Regions from separate parts of the Mus musculus genome. Here region 1 is linked to region 2. The links are chromatin loops, found by intact Hi-C in ENCODE. Cell type or tissue: heart. All regions are shown on one strand. Links, peaks and the distances in the headings refer to the core of each region. The heading gives the core; the rest is flanking DNA. Region 1 holds the start of Zfp623 (zinc finger protein 623). Region 2 overlaps Iqank1 (IQ motif and ankyrin repeat containing 1).

The links. Hi-C counts contacts between places; a loop is a spot of excess contacts. Peaks named below come from ENCODE experiments on the same cell type or tissue, not always from the same donor. Only the 100,000 strongest peaks of a DNase experiment are listed, where the experiment ranks them.
Region 1: it touches region 2 in a loop (3-fold over the local background); 11 of 42 quality-filtered maps call a loop at or near these places.

The regions. Positions count from the first base shown.
Region 1 is chr15:75,935,964-75,945,593 of GRCm38, forward strand. It overlaps Zfp623 (zinc finger protein 623), which reads left to right and starts at 4,989. Exons shown (of 2, transcript NM_030199.3): 1 at 4,989-5,196. In heart, for the core only: CTCF peaks have their summits at 4,901 and 8,549 (motif pointing right); a DNase peak (open chromatin) is centred at 4,998; H3K4me3 peaks cover 2,245 bases; H3K27ac peaks cover 1,501 bases.
Region 2 is chr15:76,010,884-76,020,513 of GRCm38, forward strand. It overlaps Iqank1 (IQ motif and ankyrin repeat containing 1), which reads left to right. Exons shown (of 14, transcript NM_001370920.1): 2 at 453-541; 3 at 4,020-4,106. The coding sequence starts at 457. It also overlaps a transcript of Fam83h not described here. Among named protein-coding and RNA genes, the nearest start is that of Iqank1, 5.8 kb to the left of the region's middle. In heart, for the core only: a CTCF peak has its summit at 4,434 (motif pointing left); DNase peaks (open chromatin) are centred at 2,498 and 4,448; H3K27me3 peaks cover 3,658 bases.

The DNA.
Region 1 (9,630 bases), core at 1,158-9,157, 75 kb before region 2:
TGTTGGAGGTGCAAAGAGTGGAGTTTAAGCCCATGTCCTTCTGTAGACATCAGCAGTTTTCAGCACCAATAGTTTTGTCTATTTGACACAAGCTAAAGTCCTCTGAGAGGTGGGAGCCTCAACTGAGAAAAAGCCTCCATAAGATCAGGCTGTGTGTGTAGAGTTATTTTAATCCAGCAACAATGGGTGCTCTGGCAAGGGATCACATCCAAAAACCTTCTAGGTCTTGGTGATCCAGATAGAATGACGTACCTTTAATCTCTCTGGCTGGGATATAGACACGCCCTTAGTACTCACCTTTAATCTCAAACAAGGATGTCTAATTGAGAGGCAGACAAACTAATGAATCAAAGATGTGACAGAATGAGTCAGATCTAGGATCCACCCAACTCTCCTGAGAACAGAGGAAAGAGTGGTGCAGAGTCAGGAGGGGAGGGCAGTCCAGTGAGTGCACTTGAGATCAGGCAATGCACAGAGGTTCAGTTGAGCTCAGCTCAGTGTTTGGGGATCAGTCTGGTGCTGCTATGTATTCAAATGCTAACTACTGGCTCCCAAGATCTGGTTGCCCAGATGGGGATCCTTGTGTATACCAAGTGATGCTATGTAAACCTTGCTCCTAAATTTAAAGCTATTGATTAAATAAAATTGGCTACAGGCAATTACTGGGGAGAACAGAAGTAGGCAGAGTTTCAGTTACCAGGCTGGGGGATGCAGGTAGGGACCACAAGGGGTAAGGAGAGAAGAGAAGGAAAAAGGAGGGCAGGAGAAGGAAGACAGAGAGGACAAAAAGTCTCCATTAGACATGAGGGACCAGGAGCATGTGACATAAGTGAAATGGATCCCGAGCACATGGTGATGGAACAGAAATAACCCAGGGAGACTCAATTTGCAAGTACCTGAGAACACAGCTGGGGTATTAACTGTCTAGCTCTGGGGTCAAAATAGACTAGGGTTAATTCCCCCAGTACTTGTGCCAAGGCTAAATAAATAAATCATAGTTTGAGTCTCATTCATTTGGAAGCTAATGGGGTAGAAATCATTCAATTACTTCACAGTCCAGTTCAGTGAAGTTAAGTTCGGTTCTGCTTGGTGCAGTTCAGCTGAGTGCAGTTGAATGCAGTTCAGTTCATGTAATCCAGAGGCATTTTTTTTTCAAGCACAGCAATTCAGTGAGAAGCCAAGAGAAGCCATCTTAAGTCAGTCAGCTTGGAGAGGGGTTTGAACCAGAAGAGCTGAGTTGAACCAGCCAGCCATAGTTCAAAAAGAACTAGAAAGTGAGAGCCTATTCAGCAGTAAGCCTCTGAGACAACAATTACATCTGTTGAATAAACATCACTTTTACATGCATGTAAGCTTGTAGGGCATTTTCTTAGTGATTGATGGGGGAAGGACCCAATCCATTTTAAGTGGTGCCATCCCAGTGCTGATGGTTCTGAGTTCTATAAGAAACATGACCAAGCCATGTTGAGCAAGCCAGTAAGCAGCATTCCTCCTCCATGGCCTCTGAATTATCTCCTGCCTCCAGGCTCTGGTCTTGTTTCAGTTCCAGTCCTGACTTTCTTCAGTCCTGAACACTGCTGAGGAAGTGTAAGCCAAATAGACCCTTTCTTCTCCAACTTGCTTTTCCGTTATGGGCTTTCATCGAAGCAGTAGAAACCCCAAGACAAATTGGTACCAGAATTGTGGGGTGTTTCTGTGACAGATAATGCTGTTTGGGGAAGGGCTGTTAAAATTGTTTAATGCTTAGTGAGCTGTTCTGTAAGAGTTTGGGACATAAGGCTGTTGAGGGCAGTGCCGAAGATGGAGCCCTGCCTTGGTAAGTATCAGAGTGAAGCTCCAAGATTCCATTGGGACCATTTGTTATTTTTGAATTAAGATTCTGGGATTCCCCATCAAAATTCCAACTCAATTCTTCAACGAATTAGAAAGGGCAATCGGCAGATTCATCTGGAATAACAAAAAACCTAGGATAGCAAAAACTCTTCTCAAGGATAAAAGAATCTCTGGTGGAATCACCATGCCCGACCTAAAGATGTACTACAGAGCAATTGTGATAAAAACTGCATGGTACTGGTATAGTGACAGACAAGTAGACCAATGGAACAGAATTGAAGACCCAGAGATGAACCCACACACCTATGGACACTTGATCTTTGACAAGGGAGCTAAAACCATCCAGTGGAAAAAAGACAGCACTTTCAACAAATGGTGCTGGCACAACTGGCTGTTATCATGTAGAAGATTTCGAATTGATCCATTCCTATCTCCTTGTACTAAGGTCAAATCTAAGTGGATTAAGGATCTCCACATAAAACCAGAGACACTGAAACTTATAGAGGAGAAAGTAGGGAAAAGCCTCGAAGATATGGGTACAGGGGAAAAATTCCTGAATAGAACAGCAATGGCTTGTGCTGTAAGATCGAGAATCGATAAATGGGACCTCATAAAATTGCAAAGCTTCTGCAAGGCAAAAGACACCGTCAATAAGACAAAAAGGCCACCAACAGATTGGGAAAGGATCTTTACCTATCCCAAATCGGACAGGGGACTAATATCCAATATATATAAAGAACTCAAGAAGGTAGACTCCATAAAATCAAATAACCCCATTAAAAAATGGGGCTCAGAACTGAACAAAGATTTCTCACCTGAGGAATACCGAATGGCAGAGAAGCACCTGAAAAAATGTTCAACATCTTTAATCATCAGGGAAATGCAAATCAAAACAACCCTGAGATTCCACCTCACACCAGTCAGAATGGCTAAGATGAAAAATTCAGGTGACAGCAGATGCTGGCAAGGATGTGGAGAAAGAGGAACACTCCTCCATTGTTGATGGGATTGCAAGCTTGTACAACCACTCTGGAAATCAGTCTGGCGGTTCCTCAGAAAATTGGACATAGTACTACCGGAAGATCCAGCAATACCTCTTCTGGGCATATATCCAGAAGATGCCCCAACCGATAAGAAGGACACATGCTCCACTATGTTCATAGCAGCCTTATTTATAATAGCCAGAAGCTGGAAAGAACCCAGATGCCCCTCAACAGAGGAATGGATACAGAAAATGTGGTACATTTACACAATGGAGTACTACTCAGCTATTAAAAAGAATGAATTTATGAAATTACTAGGCAAATGGATGGACCTGGAGGGCATCATCCTGAGTGAGGTAACCCAATCATAAAGGAACTCTCACAATATGTACTCACTGATAAGTGGATATTAGCCCAGAAACTTAGGATACCCAAGATATAAGATATAATTTGCTAAAAACATTAAACCCAAGAGAACGAAGACCAAAGTGTGGACACTTTGCCCCTTCTTAGAAATGGAAACAAAACACCCATGGAAGGAGTTACAGAGACAAAATTTGGAAGTGTGACGAAAGGATGGACCATCTAGTGATTGCCATATCCAGAGATCCATCCCATGATCAGCTTCCAAACGCTGACACCATTGCATACACTAGCAAGATTTTGCTGAAATGACCCAGATATAGCTGTCTCTTGTGAGACTATGCCAGGGCCTAGCAAACACAGAAGTGGATGCTCACAGTCAGCTACTGAATGGACCACAGGGCCCCCAAATGGAGGAACTAGAGAAAGCACCCAAGGAACTAAAGGGAACTGCAACCCTATAGGTGGAACAACAATATGAACTAAGCAGTACCCCGGAGCTCTTGTCTCTAGCTGCATATGTATCAAAAGATGGCCTAGTCGGCCATCACTGCAAAGAGAGGCCCATTGGACTTGCAAACTTTATATGCCCCAGTACAGGGGAATGCCAGGGCCAAAAAGGGGGAGTGGGTGGGTAGGGGAGTGGGGGGGGGTATGGGGACTTTTGGTATAGCATTGGAAATGTAAATGAGCTAAATACCTAATAAAAAATGGAAAAAAAAAGATTCTGGGATTCAGGTTAGCTGAGGCTGAAGAATCAGCTGTAATGAACAAGATACCAGGACTACTAAAGTGAAACCTTTGCTTTGCTGTGATACTCGATGCTGGTCAGCTACAGCTGAAGAATTAGTAGTGATTAAGAAGAAACTAGCATCATTGAGGTAAAAACTTTCTAAGTATTTCCTAAGAGCTACACAGAAGCTGTGTTCCAGAAGCAGCCAAGGTTGTCCCTCATGCTGGCAGCTGAACTTGGTAGCATAAGAGTCACCCAGGTGGTACTTACTGGTTTTGAAGACATGAACAGTTCATGGAGGGCAGCTGAGGCTTGGCACTGTGCAGTTTCAGTGGCAGATTTTTTAAAAACAGGATATAAAATATAGAGATAAACCCACACAATTTTTTTTTTTTTTTTGTTAAGACCTAGATGACTCTTAAGGTTGTACCTTCCACGAGGCTGAAGAGATTCCTTGGGGTTAAGATCAAGCAGTTGGTTGGTGCTCTTCCAAAGGATCCTGGTTTGATTTCCAGCACCCACATGGCAGCTAAGAACTGTGTCTATAATCCCATTTCCAGGAGAATATAATGCCCTCTTCTGGCCTCCAGGAGCACCAAGCACACATATGGTGAACAGACATACACACATGCAAAACACTAAAACACACAATAAAATAAAGTTCTGCCTCCATCAGTGAGTGAGCTTGGCATTCTAGGCTCACACCTGACTTTGCAAAGTTGTAAAATAAACTGCCTCGATTTCACTACTCTGAGTCTCCAGTGGTTTATTACAAAGATGTTGTGTCATAGGCACAGCGGCTCAAAGTTGTCTTTCCACCATAGGCATACACACATAAGATAATGATAAAGATGTTCTAAACGCTCAAAGCTAAAACCAAAAGCTACATACAGAACCATCACTAACAACCAACAAGAAATCTTTACTAAAAGCTCTCTAAAGAGCCTGCCTTTCCCAGCTCTTCCAGGGAAGTCTGACGACATCTACTGCCTAGCTTCGCCGCTAATCCCACACCCACGTGCGCAAACAGGGCTCTCAGCCACCGCGTCTGCGCACTGGGTCCTCCGGCTGACCGCAGGAATCTGGCCCGGAAGTCTGTGACAGGGAGACGGCCCCGGCCCCCATTCTTATCCTAGAGTGCCTACGGATGTCCTCCGGGCGGAGCCTCGGGCAGTTTCCGGCCGGGGCGTGCGGCAGCGGTGCGGGCTTTGTGGCCGCCCGGGGTTACCCGCCTGGATGCTGCTCGGCTTGGTTCCGCGCCGTCCTCTCGCCGCCGAGCTCCGGGTGAGTGAGGCGGAGCGGCTCGCGCGGGTGGGCGGGCTCGTGACCGGCGGGGCTCAGCGAGTTGGTTGGTGTCCCGGGCCGGCTGCACTTCGCTTTGGCCTCTGTCCGTAGCTCCTCGCTTGGTTCGGGCCGGAGCCTTGCGTCTCCTCGCCGAGCTGCGGGCGGTAGATGCATGGACCGATCGTCCGCAGACATCGAGGCCCTCGAGGGTTGCACACTCGGCCTCGGCGCCTGCAGGTCGGGCCCCCGGATGGCTGCTTGAAGGCTAAGCCGCTCAGGTGATGGAATGCAGGTGCGCGCCACGCTGCTCTTCGGCTTGGACCTTGCCCTCCTGCCTTCTGCCTTCCCTCAGTCCTTTCGGCCTCTGTCCGAGGGGATGCAGTGCAGGCACCCCAGTGCTTCAGGGGTTGAAGATAATATGTGTGTTGGACAGAATCAGCTCCGTATGTCATGAAGGAGGATTCTTAGGTGGGGTGAGGTGTCATACAAGCTGTTCTATTCCATGAAGTGTCTGAGTCAACGTCTATGACATCTCTGTGATAATGCCAGGGACATTTAGTCCTCTTTGCACCCGGCCCCACCGTGGTCCAGGAGTCCCCAGGGCTTGAGTGCTATGCTAGAGGTTTCCCGGGATATTAGCAGAAGAACAGTTCTAAACTCAAGTAGTTTTCCAGGTGGAGAGCTGATATTCACAATCGCCCTGTGCTCTTCTAGACATCGTTCCTTTGAGACCCATTACAATGAAAGAAACAAATGTCTTCTGATCACGAAGAAATCAGACTCCCCATGCCCCTCGCGCGCGCGCGCGCACACACACACACACACACACACACACACACACACAAACAAACATATACACATCAAGTTTTAAGGCAGAGAGCAGACCTTTGTTCCTGTCACGGATGTGGCATTGTATCTGTTTTAATACTTGGCATAATGATGGCATTCTTTTTTCATATGGGAGGTATAGAGAAACCTCACAAGCCAACACATGCAGCTATGGACACTCCTGGAGCCTTGGGGGTGGATTTCTGGTTCTGGAATGCGTTGGAGGATGATATAGAGAGAGGGTAGACCTGGGAAAGTACCCCCACTCCCCTACAAGACTTATGGTCTGATCTGGAAGTGGACGGGATGCCAGAGAAGCAGTGGGCTAGAACAAAGTGGTGTCTCTGAAGTAAATCACAGAGCCCTCTGACTGCTCTGTTGGCTTATGGAAAATGGCTGCTAAAAGGCCCTGGGCTTGTTAGGAAAAGAAGACTGTTTGTGTCAGCAGGATCCTTGTATGTAGGGGCTAGAGGTAGAGGTTGGAATAGGAGTCCTAAGAGAGCAGCCAGTCACTCGCTCTATTCTTTTTGACCTCAAATAGCATGCCTTGCACACACAGCACCCAGCTACCTCCACAGCTGCAGTGGCACATCCACAGGTTGTCAGGGACACCATGTCGAGGCCCGCCCGCCTGGTTATTCCCAAGGCTGCAGAGATGCAAGCTTTCCTGCTCCTGTTTTTCTTTATGTGTATGGGTGTCTAATGTTGGTTTTTATTCTCCTGATGGAATTGTTGTCTCTAAGGTTTACTGCCTCCATCTCCTAGCTTGCTAGTCCTGGAAGCTTCTAGCCTCTGTCCAATCTAATCTAGGCCTAAACTTGTTTTCAGCCCCTGAGACTTGCTGCTGAATAAGCTCATCCCTTCTGGTTCTTTCTGGAATCTTCTGGCTGGTTTAACTCAGCTGTTCTGTATCAAACTTGTCTCCCAGCTGACTCACTCAGTCTGGCTTCTGAATTGCTCTGCTTGGCCTCCAACTAAGTCTGGTACTCTGTTCTAATCTTCTGGCTCGTTCTCTCCTCAAACTGTCTGTAAAACTGCCTCTCTTCTTTCTCTAGACTGCGGGCCCCTTAAGTGGCTTCCCTTTCTTTTCTCTTCTAGTAAGAGTTGGTATATCCTGTTCTGTCAAATCTTTCTTGATTTGTCACCTTGTCCGCCTCTCAATCAGACATCACTTCCAAACATGGGTGCTTCCTTGTACAAACTATCTTTGCCTTCATTGTTTGGGATTAAAAGTGTGAACTAAGGGTGTGTCTGTAGTCCAGCCAGAAGGATTAAAGGTGTGTGCTAAGGGCTGAGCTAACAGTATCTTGGTGTTCACTGTGTGATCCTATCTTGCAGCATGGGTGTTTTGCCTGCTTGTTAGTCTGTCCATCATGTGTGTACCTGGTACCCTCAGAAGCCAGAAGAGGGCGTTGTATCCCCTAGAATTTGCGTTACAGAGTTGTGAGCGGCTATGGGGTTCTGGGGAACTTGAACCCGGGTGCTCTGGAAGAGTAGTCAGTGCTTTTAACTGCTCAGCCATCTCTAGCTGCCGAGTTGTAAGAGTCACCGAGAGGCACACATGATTCTAAGCTCTTCTTGTAAACAGCTGCAGGCTTGTGTCCAGGTAGCGTAGTCATTCTAAGTCTGATATAAGGGGCTGAGGTGCAGCTCACTGGTAGAGCACTTGCTTAGCATGCATAATATCCCGAGTTCCATCCTTAGCACTCCATAAAATAATAAAAGTCAGAAGGTATCGGTGGTTTCTAAAACGTGAGCGTATGCAGGTCCTTGCCAAACCCTGTGGCTGGCTGGGTTGCCTTGAACTTCCTTATACTGAATGCCAGTGAGACTCTGGTGCCACGGGCTGGCAGCACTGCCTTGCTGTAGCTTTAGGGGTTCTGAAGCTTCAGGCTTGCATGGAGCAGAGCAGAGCACTGGCCCCTGAGAACAGCCAGCTCTTAGAAGGGGTGATGGGAAAGGTTGAGCTCAAGTGTTGTCTTGGTTAGGGTTTCACACTGTGAACAGACACCATGACCAAGGTAACTTTTGTAAGGGACAATATTTAACTGGGGCTGGCTTACAGGTTCAAAGGTTCAGCCCATTATCATCAGGGTGGGAGCATCTAGGCAGGTATGCAGGAGCTGAGAGTTTTCTGTCTTGTCCCAAAGGCAAATAGGAGAAGAGTACTATCTTCCAGGCAGCTAGAACAAGGGTCTCTTAAAGCCCACCCCCACGGTGACACACTTCCTCCACAAGGCCACACACACCTCCTAATAGTGCCACTCCCTGGCCAAGCATATTCACCACAACTGTCTAGTAAGTGACTCAAGTGTTCCTGCTAATTCACCTACATACTTGGGGAAGAATGGTGGTAGGAGGGGATTGGAGAGCCTTGAAGGTTTTAAAATAGAAAGTCACCATTTCATTTATGCTTTGAAAGGGTCAGCCTGCTGGCTTTGTAGAAAGGCCGTGGAGGAGGAGAGTGTGAAGACAGGTTAGAAGACTGTCACCCTGGTGCCTTGAGAGACACCAGTAGAGGGAGCATTGAGGTTCTGAGACAGGAGCAGGGTGCAGGATAATGGCCTGGCCTACAGGTCAGAGAGCGCATAATAATACATAATACATAATAAATAATATCTTTTTTTTAAAAAAAAAGTAACAGAGGAGAGGAGATGTAAGATAAACTCAGTGACCATTGAGTGTCATTGTGGAGAGGAGAGACAGTAACTGGAGAGGAACTAGAACTTGGGAAGTTAGCTTGGTATTCATGTTCTTTGAGATAGGAAATTGGGACGTTCCCCAGAGTGCTTGAGACTAGATAAGTGTACCATTTAGTTGTTTGTTTTTCTTTTTTAAGATTTATTTATTATTATATCTATGTACACTGTAGCTGTCTTCAGACTTACCAGAAGAGGGCATCAGATCCCATTACAGATGGTTATGAGCCACCGTGTGGTTGCTGGGATTTGAACTCAGGACCTTTGGAAGAGCAGTCAGTGCTCTTACCCGCCCCATCTCTCCAGCCCCCCATTTAGTTTTTTAAAGTGAGATGCTGATGCTCCACCTACAGGATGTCAAAGGCCTCTTGTTCCCTACTGTGTCACTTCCAGCTTGCTTTCCCCAGTTAGTGGAAGAACTCGCATTACTGTGTGCTGACTTGGAATGGCAGGCTAGAGGAGCAGAGAGGTTTTTATCTCAAGAGGGAGGGCGCGGTGGCTTGATGAGATGGGATGGGAGAAGGCCTAGAGCAAGTGGAGGTGAGGACCTTCTTCAGGTTAAGTACAGCTTGATTCCTGAAACCAGAGGGAGGAAGGCTGATGGGAACGCAGGTCAGTGGTGGAAGTGGCCATTCCTGTCTCCCTGCCTTTCCTCTCACTGAAGTAAGGGTTAAGGGGTAGGAAAAAACATTAGATATTTTAAATGCTTATTTTATGCATATGAGTGTTTTACCTCTGTGTGTCTGTGTGTGTTCGTGTGTGTCTGTGTGTGTGTGTGTGTGTACCACATGTGGTCCTGGTGCCCACAGAGGTCAGAATGTGGCATCAGATCCCCTGGAGTCACAGACAGTTGTGAGCTCCCATCGGTTTGTGGGCTGGGAACCTGGGTCCTCTATGAGAACAGCAA
Region 2 (9,630 bases), core at 1,143-9,142:
ACTAGGGAGAAGGGCATTGCTTCCAGAACCAGACAGCAGAGATTCCCAAGGCCAAGAAGGAAGAGGGTTTGCGGGTGGGGAGGGGCTGTGTTCAGCAGACCCACGTTGGCAGTAGTTGAAAGCAAGTCCGCAGAGCTCAGGCTGTTGAGCTTCTAGCCCAGCGATTTAGAGGATGGTGTTAGAACACAGAAGGACAGGCAGATCCAGAATTGTAGAGGACGGGGGTACCAGCATAAAGGGACACATCCTCTTGCTAGGTATCCTTCCTCGAGCTACTGGGCACATCCTTAGACCACCAGGGGCGGGCAGGTGGACCAAGAAGCTGGCTGGGGGACATGCTGGAGGTCTATGCTCCTGCTGCATGTTCATCCAGGGCCGGGGCAGTATTCCCACTGCCTTGTTCGCTGCCCTCCTGAATGTACCATCCCTGGACTTTTCCTTCCCACCCCCAGGAGAATGAGCACTAAGAAGGGGGGGCCCAAAGCTGCATCAGGGAAGGGGCAGGCGCTCCTCCCTGGGTCCAAGCTTCGAGCTACTGCTGGTGAGTGCCCCCTCTGACCTCCAGGGCACTACCCCAACACTGACCACGAGACCACTAGGCACACAGAAACCCTTTCTCTCCAAGTGGTTTCCAAGAGATCTTTCAGTTGGGCGTGGAATGATAGATTTGTGACTCAAAGCTCAGATGTCCACTGCACCCCGAACTTCTAGAGCTGGAGAAGGGGTGTGGGTACAGTGCTCAGGAGGGTACAGTGTTAGGGTAAGGAGGAGATTGGAGGGGCAGATAGCTTAAAAAAAATATCGAAGCAGGTCGTTGGTGACGCACACTGCCACCAGCACTCAGGAGGCAGAGGCAGGCGGATCTCTGAGTCTGAGGCCAGCCTGGTCTACAGAGTGAGTTCCAGGACAGCCAGGGTTACACAGAGAAACCCTGTCTGGAAACGACAACAACAGCAACAAAGCAATATTGAGAAAAAGCAGGCCTTGATTCTGAGTTGGGAATCTTCATGCTAAGTGGTTGTCTATTCACCATCCCACAGTCCTGCCTTCCCCTTCAGACTGTTTGTCTGTAAGCACCTCCAGGAAGGATGAAGGGTTACAGCCAGCCTGGGCTGGCTCCTGCAGAGCATCAGAAAAAGGTCTCCCTCGCCCCTGTGCCTACCCTCCTGCAGCCTTTATCGCCCCTCTGCTCTGAGTCCCATTCATTCTGCCACAGCTGTGAACATCTTCCCAGACTGTCTCTTGCACCGAGCTTGCCTGGAGTCTGTACCCGCTGTCAGGGGACCCACCCCAGACCCACACGCAGCCCCACATCTTAGATTCCCTGGGGCTGACAGGCAGTGGTGACTCCACACTACGCTGAGGTGAGATCCTAGTTGCCCAAAATAGCCCCAGCTGCGTCTGAGGCCAGTCTTCCTCCTGGAATGAGGATAATGGGTACCAGCATTGCGTTCTGCCTCTGTGATCTCAAGCCCTGGGCACCAAGCTGCAGTAAACACGGGGCAGGGCGGGTGGACCAGACGGAGAAGTTGTCCAGGATGCTTGGGGTAGGGACTGTTTCTTGGTTCTGATGTTGTCTATCAGCTGTGCACCCGGCCCTCCCCCCCAACACACACCCTACCGCCCTGGACCACTCCTGTAGCTACTTATCCTGGTCCCCTGACACCTCCATCCCCAAGCAAGTTCCCTCCCTCAATGACCTTGCCTACCAAGCATTGGGTGGTCTGGGCAGGCTTGCTGTCCTTCACCCAGGCAACATCCTATGTAGTGAGCACTAGCCCCTCTTGGTGGACAGGCCCACAGACGTTCTACAGCCAACCTGGCTTCCCATCCTTCACACACCTATAAGATGCTTGAGTGTCCACTGTACTGTCACTGCCCGAGCCCCTGCCCCATACCCCTCTAGGCCTTACCTGGCCTTGAGTTTGCAGTGCCTCGAGGCCCTCACTCCGGAGCTGCTCCAGGGCCACAGCCAGCTGCAGCCCCTCCATGTGCACCCAGGCCTGCTCCTCCTGCAGCTGCTGCAGCCACAGCTGCTCCTCCTGCAGCTGCTGCAGCCACAGCTGCTCCTCCTGCCACAGCTGCATCTGCAGCTGGACCTGCCGCCTCCGATCCTCCAGCAGCAGCTGCTCCTGGGCTAGGCACAGCTGGACTTCGTGGAGTCTCAGCAATTCAGGGCCCAGGGCTGGCATGGGGGCCCCAGCTCCACAGCCCTCCATGTGCTCAGGGGCCAGCACCAGCTCGGATCCCAAAGCAATGTCCTGAACTGGCCTCCAGGCTGCCTGTAGCTGCTCTGGCCTGGTGGCCCTGGAGTGTCCCTGAGGAGCCGGCTGAGTGCTGGTCACGTGCTCTGTCGGGGCCACCCCCACCTGGTCCTGAGGGCCCCCTGTGTTGGGGGGCGGGGGCTCAGCCTCAGGGCCCTGCTGCCCAGCTGCCCGCTGGGCCCTGCCCACCCTCTTGCCTCGGGGCTTTCGAGCTCGCCCTCGTTTCCCAGACATGGCCCTGAATCCAGTGCCTCTTTCTCCAGATGTCTGCTCCCCAGGGGCCTGGCTCATCAACTGGCCTGGTTAGGGAGCTCAGAGGACATCCCAGAGGCCACAAGAGGTTGCTTGCTCTCAGCCAGGTTCAGCCCTCTGCTCCCCGCTGTCCCAAGTGGCTGTGCTACCCCTTGGCTGATCTCCGCACCCCGGTAGCAGAGCCCAGGGCCCTGGCTCTGCCTATAGGCCCCACAGGTCCCACTCTGTGGCACTGGGCCACACCAGAGAGTTTATAGAGACTTTGGCGGCACAGTGGCTCACCCTAGCCGAGGAGGCTGACTAACACGCTGACACAGGGTGCGAGACTTTACAGGCCACAGACTTCACTGGCCAGACTGGGAGGGAGACTGAGAAACTGGGGGCGGCTCTCAGTAGCTAAACTGCTGCTTGAGGACTTGCCTGGTCCTGCCTGGGTGTCACCAAGCCCCCCCCCTTTACCCCACCCTCAGTCTCTGGTCGCGGGAAACTCAAACTGGCCACAGAGCCAAGAGCTGCATCCCAAATGCACCAGCCAGCCCTAACTGCCCAGACCCTCACTGGCCATAGGTCATCCCAACCCAGCTGACCACTGGAGCCCCAGGCCTACCCGGACGAACCCTGCCAGACAGGAGTTTGCCAGAGATGAAGGCCCACCCTAGGCCCAGCATGAAGCACTTGGGCCACACCGTGGGCTGGTGAAGACACTGAGCCTTCAAAAGTCTAGATAAAGAAGAGTCTAGCTTGGCTCCTGGGATGGGGTGTGGGACCTGACTACTGCCATGATTGGGAGTCCAGCACCCCCTTTAAATTAAAGCAAGGCCTAAGGGACCCTCACGTGGCCCACCTGTTAGTCCCAGGGGTGGAGCTGAGGGTCCAAGACCAACTCTCATCTGAGGCTTCCTTCCCAGGCCTCCTGTTTCGAGGAGTCGCTCCAGGTGACATCCTCCCCAGTTGCTCCCCAGCCCCAGCCCGCTGACTCACACCCACGCCCAGAGCCTCATCCCAGCCAACTCTGCTTCACTGGCCAGACTGGTTTGCCTGGCCCAGCCCTGCCCAGCACACACACACACACACACACACACACACACACACACTATCCACCCTGCCCCTGCCCAGAAACCCCAGGAGCTGACTGAGAGCTCCAGACAGGTGTCTGGAGAAGAGTAGGAGAAAGGCTTTGCTGAAGGGCTTGGGAAGTGGCAGGGGCATTGTTTGGGTGGGAGACAGCAGGTAGGACTACGAGAGGCATGCTTTTTAGGGGCTTCCACATGCCCAGGCCTGGGGTTTTTGGTTCCAGATACAGGTTGGTTCTTGATAGTAGCAGGTTAAAGGTGTATTTGCTGTTGGAAGACGAGGCTCATTAAAATTGCTGCATGTGCTGGCCTCGTGAGTCCTTCCCTAATAGCCTGGGAACAAGCCTAGCTCATACCCCATAAATGCCATCTGAAGTTGCAGGGCTAAGGAAGAACTCACATCCTTACACCTCTGCTACCTTTCCTTCAGGGAAGCCGAGAGAGAGTCGCCAGCTGCAAAGGAAGGCAAGTCATCCAAGCAAAGGGTCCTTCTCTGAGAACCCCCAGGCCCCTGCAGGTGAGAACCTGGGTGTCCTACATTTGCTGGGGGGGGGCGGTGATGGTTGTGGGACTGGCAGGAAGGGGACCGCCCTGGGCCCAGATATGCATGGTATGCATGAGTGTACATATGCACACGTGTGTACGCACAAACATGCAAAAGCATGCACGCCTACATGTATACATGTGTGCGTGCCCGTATAGTCTATGCAGCAGGCCAGAAACAGGCAGAAAATCCGCCCCCCACCCCCCCATGTCTTGCTAGCCCCTGGCTCCAGTCTGCCTCCCAAAGGTCTCACTGAATCTCCGGCCCTGAGCCTGTCGCCCTCTGGCGGTAGTAAAATGATCCAGCCACAGCTGTGGCTGGGGAGTCCCACCATGAAGTCCAGAGTCCTGTCTGTGCCTGCTTCCTGGGCTCCAGTGCTTAAGGACAGGAGGGCCCAGGTCCGGCCAGCCTGCTCCCTTCCTGCCTCGGGTCCCAGCTCTGTGTTTCCAAGACGCAATTAGGTTAAGACCTCAGTGCCGGGGCCCCCAACCCCATCTTCAGCTGCCCTTCTAACTACTCTCTGGGTGCCTTGACCCCAACACATCTAGCCAAGCTCCTCCAGGCTCATCCCTCCATCCACAATGTTCCCAGTGACTGGTGTCTGGACCCACTTCAGCTGGCCCTGGTGTTCCATACTTTCCCTGCCTGGTTTCTGGGTCTACTTAAGCTTCCGACGCCTATTCTCGTTGGCCACTCTGCCTTGCCTTGCCCTCTGCCTCTCCCTCCAAAGCTGTCTGTGCAACTCTCGGAAAATGCTGCACCCGTGTTGCTTGCGAACACCCATGTCTCCTGGCGAACCTCCGCCCTTCCCCTCCTCGGGTGCTGGGATCAGGAGACCCAGCCTTATCCCGAGGACAGGATGCATGTGAGGTCTGTAGGTTGTTCTAGTGTAGTTGTGTATGCCTAATTCATTGACCTGGGTTCTGCATAGCTCAGGGCCAGACAGTCCGGAGTCTCATCAGAGACGGATGTGTGGGGATGCAGTCTCCAATGGAGACTCAGAGCAGAGGAGATGCCAGATGGGAGGAGCCAGGATCCCTCAGAAGGGCTAGTGCTTGTTGCCCACACTGCATGCACACCACCTCTGTTGTCCCTTGTTCTTGCATATACTGGGAAGACCTTCAGTGGCTGGGCAGGGTAGCCTCAGGAATATTACTGCTGGGGTGCCAGGAGTGCATTTGGGGTTTTCCACCCTTTTTTTAAAAGCCTTATTTATTTAACATATATGAGCATCCTCTGTTGCTGACACACCAGAAGAGGACATCAGATCCCGTTACAGATGGTTGTGAGCCACCACATAGTTGCTGGGAATTGAACTCATGACCTCTGGAAGAGCAGACAGTGCTCTTAACCGCTGAGCCATCTCTCCAGCCCCTATTTGGGGTTTTCTAGAAGAGACCTCCACTCAGTTCAGGCTAATGATGGCCCTTTCACAGCATCTGGTGCTGGCTCAGAGCTGGGCAATGGTGGGGAGCAAGGGTGGGCTCCACCTGCAGCCCAGGCTCCCGGGCTTAGGAGTGGTGGGAAGATGCCGACTCTATCTTCTATGCAGAACGGACAGCTGGCTGCTATCCCAACCTGTTGCTATCCCAGGACTACTCCAAGAGACACTGAGAACATACCATTTTCCAGCCTTTTTTTTTTTTTTTTTTTTTTTTTTTTTTTTTTTGCTGCTCAGCCCTGATCACTATGGCTTTCTGATTACCCTCTGGGCCGTCAGCCAGAACTGATGGCCTGGGAAGAAAGGTGTGTTCGGCAGGGGAAGTCTGGTCCAGGTCAATCTTAGAAGGACGAATGCTGGGATCCAGTCCTCTCCACCACGGCCACTCTGTTCACAGCCTCCTGTCTGGGGTTCATGGGATGGTTATCAGGTGTCCCCAGATTCTAGATCCTCTCTAGGGATGTCACTCCACATGCCACTGTCCCCACAAACCTGTTCCCCACCTTTCCTCAGACCTCCCCTCCCATCCTTGTTTCCAGGGTGATTCCTCTCAGTATTTCCCAGGAGGCCGCCTTCCACTAGCACCCACTTAGGACACACTTCCACACTCCCAGAGCAGTGGATGGCCAAGTGCTCCTAAAGGGGGCCGTGTCTCCCTGCCATGCCTCAGGAACTTCAGGCCTAGCGGAGGTTGATGGCAGTTCATCTGGGTCAAGGTGTATACACCATGTCTGACCCGCCTTACCACCATTCACTCCCGCCCGGAGGCACGGATGAACAGCAGAAGACGGTGTGACACCATGTCTAGCTAGGCCTGGGTTGGGTCAGGGTTGGTGAATGGAGATGCAGATATGACAATCTCTCTCCTAACTCAGGGCGTCTGTGTATGCCCCAGACCTGTGGACTCAAGAGCCCCAGTCCAGATGTTCAAGGACTGTGTTGAGCTGTTTCCCCGTGCTGCAGGGACCATTACCATCAGTGGAGAGTCTTACAATACGCAGTATGCATCCATGCCTGCTATCCAGAAGTCCTGTGGGTTGGCAGCTAGACAGCTACTTTGGCAGGTGGCACAGAGCCTGTTCCTTCTAATGACATTGTGACCAAATCCGGTTTTGTTGTTGTTGTTCCTTCTCCCAGTTTTAAGACCCCTGCCCTCCTAGAGGGCCTCTGCTCTCTTTTCTGAGTAGCAGTTACCCCCCTGCCCCTGTGTACTCCTTGCCTCCATCTCCCTGTGTGCAGACTGGGTCTCTGCGGCCACTGGTGCGCCACCTCTGGCATTAGTCACTTTTCCTGTCGCTCTGACAAAATACCTGACGAAAATCAACTCCAGGAAGGGTTTGTTTATTTATTTATTTATTTATTTAGGGTTATTGTTTAAGAAAATTGCAGTCCATCACAGCAGGGAAGACATGATAGCAAGAGCCCAAGGCAGCTGGTCACGTTTGTAGCCACAGTCGAGGAGGAGTAGAGAGGGATGAATGGGTTGGGCCGCATGGTGGCACATGCCGTTCGTCGCAGCGTTTGGGAAGCAAAGGAAGGCAGATCTCTTGAGTTTGAGGCCAGCCAGGGCTAATAGTAGAGAAACCCTGTCTGAATAAAATAAAATAAAACAAAATAAAGCAAAAACAAAGAGAGGCTGGGGTGACAGGAGAATGCCTGGTGTTCTTTCCCTTTCTCCTTTTCATCCAGCCAGTGACCCTGGCCCATTGTATGTTGCCACCAACATTCAGGGTACATCTTGAACAAACATCTCCAGAAACTACCTCACAGACAACACCCTGGGGTGTATCTCCTGGGAGACCCAAAATCCTGTCAAGCTGTCAAGGTTAACCATCACATTTCCTTGCTGATGAGCAGCCTGACGCCATCCACCCCCTTGACCCCTGCTAAGCATAAACTCAGCACACTGACCTGTTCCGAGGACCAGGGCACAGGCATCTTTTGGGTGCCGTTATTAGGCCTTCCCTGGCCTTCATGAACTATACCCCAACAACAGTGAAGCCGTGAATAGCCGTAGCCCCCGGTTGGAGAGGAGAGTGTACTGTTCTCTGTGCCACACGAGGATCCGCTGTTCTCACTCTTCCTCAGCGCGTAGAAAAGGAGAGAGTGTTTGCCACCTTAGCAGCCAGCTATCAACAGCCAGGAGCGTGCATGGGATCTGCCCAGGAACTGCCTCCTGTGGTCAGCTGATTTCCATCAAAGAGGATTTGCCTTTTGCAGAGGCCAGAGAAGTGGATGTGAACAGGGAAGGAGTGTGGTATCCAGGAAAACGCTTTGTACAGGCTTGCTCCTGGAAGGGAGGAAGTGCCTTGGGTTCTCACTTGGCCCCACCTTCCGTGATGACCCTTGCTCACTGGCCAGTGCTGAGTGGAGTGGGCCACTAAGTCTGCCCATTCCTACATACAGGACACCCCCAGCACACACGCCATTGGAGGCCCCTGCAGTGGGGCCTAGCCACACTGCCACCTGCCCTGACTGCTCTACACACAGGACCGGTTTGCAATCCCACTCTAAACAGAATCAGTTTTGAATCTGTTTATTAGTTCTCACAAGACTTTGGTGGCCTGTTTAGCGTTTTCAGGATCTAAAAGCATGTCATCCCTCCTCTCCAACTTGACGCCGTCCTTACTTTTTTTCTCGCCTGGTTGCTGGGGGGGGGGGGTGTTCAGTTATGGGTTATATAGAAGAGAAACTGCTTTCTTCTCCATAGTCTTTTTTATTTTCATTTTTTTAATTAAAAAATACTTTATGGTGTTTTCCCTGCATATAGGTTTGTGCACCATGTGTCTGCAGAGGCCAGAAGACTGCGATAGATGCCCTGGAATTGGGGTTATAGGTGCTTGTTATCACCTTTTTGGTTGCTGGGAATCAAACCTGAGTCCTCTGGAAGAGCAGCCAGTGCGCTCTTGATGGCTGAGCCATCTTTCCAGCCCCATCTTTTTGATGGTTTAAATAGGGTCTCTCCACATAGCCGTGGCTGTCCCGGCTTCTTTCTGGAAGAGCAGAAATAGCTCTTAACTGTGGCCCCGTTACCTTCTAAGAATTTATTTATTTTTTTATTATTTAAAATTATGAGTATGTCAGGGGTGGCTGTGTGTGTGTGAGGTCCCCACAGAGACCAGAGGCATTGGACCCCTGAGACTGTGTTTGTAGGTCGCAGTAAGTCTCCTGCATGAGTGCTGGGAAACAAACTCAGGTCTTCTGGAAAATCAGTAGGTGCTCCTAACTAACCCTGCTGGGAGAGAGACTTCAAGCTCTTCACTACTCATTGGTCTACCCTACCTCACACCCCTATACGCTTACAGTTACATTTATTTATTTATTTATTTATTTATTTATTTATTTATTTATCTATCTATCTATCTATTTATTTATTTATTTATTTATTTATTTATTTATATTTTTGCAGAAGTGGTAGTATGATCCCCCTTTCATTCCCCCTATTAAAAAGATTTTAGTTTTTACTTTTCAGTTATGGGTATGTATCTTCATTTGTGCGTGCATATACCTGTGCATGAAGGTACCTACAGAGGCCAGGAAAGGGTGGCGGGTTGTCTCTGAGGTCCAAGAGAACGTCCCCTGTGCCCTCAGGCAGCATATGCATGTGGGTGTTGGGTAGTCCTGGCTTTCTTGATGCGGGGGTCCCCATGGCTTTCTTGTGCTACGTATTCTTTCTTCACTTCCTTCTGCCTGGTGTTTTGCCCGTGTTAGAGACACACCAGCTTTCAGCTGTTGCTGTAGAGTTGTTTGTTTCTTCCTTGACACAGAGATTGTTTTTTTCTGTACATTGCTGGTTCACCGTTACATGCATGCATGCGTAGAACTGGCCTGGAGTAAAACTTTTGATTACATAATGCTCCTTTTCCCTTCTTTTAAGCCTTTCTGTGTGTTTATTAGCATATGTTACTCATAGATAATTATATAATAATTGTACATTCTGACTTTGTGCATAAGTATATAATGTATCTTGATCATACACCTTCGTTACTCTCTCTTGTCCCCCTCCCACCTCCACTAATCCCGATCGTCTTTCCGACCAGTCCCCTTCTATGTTCA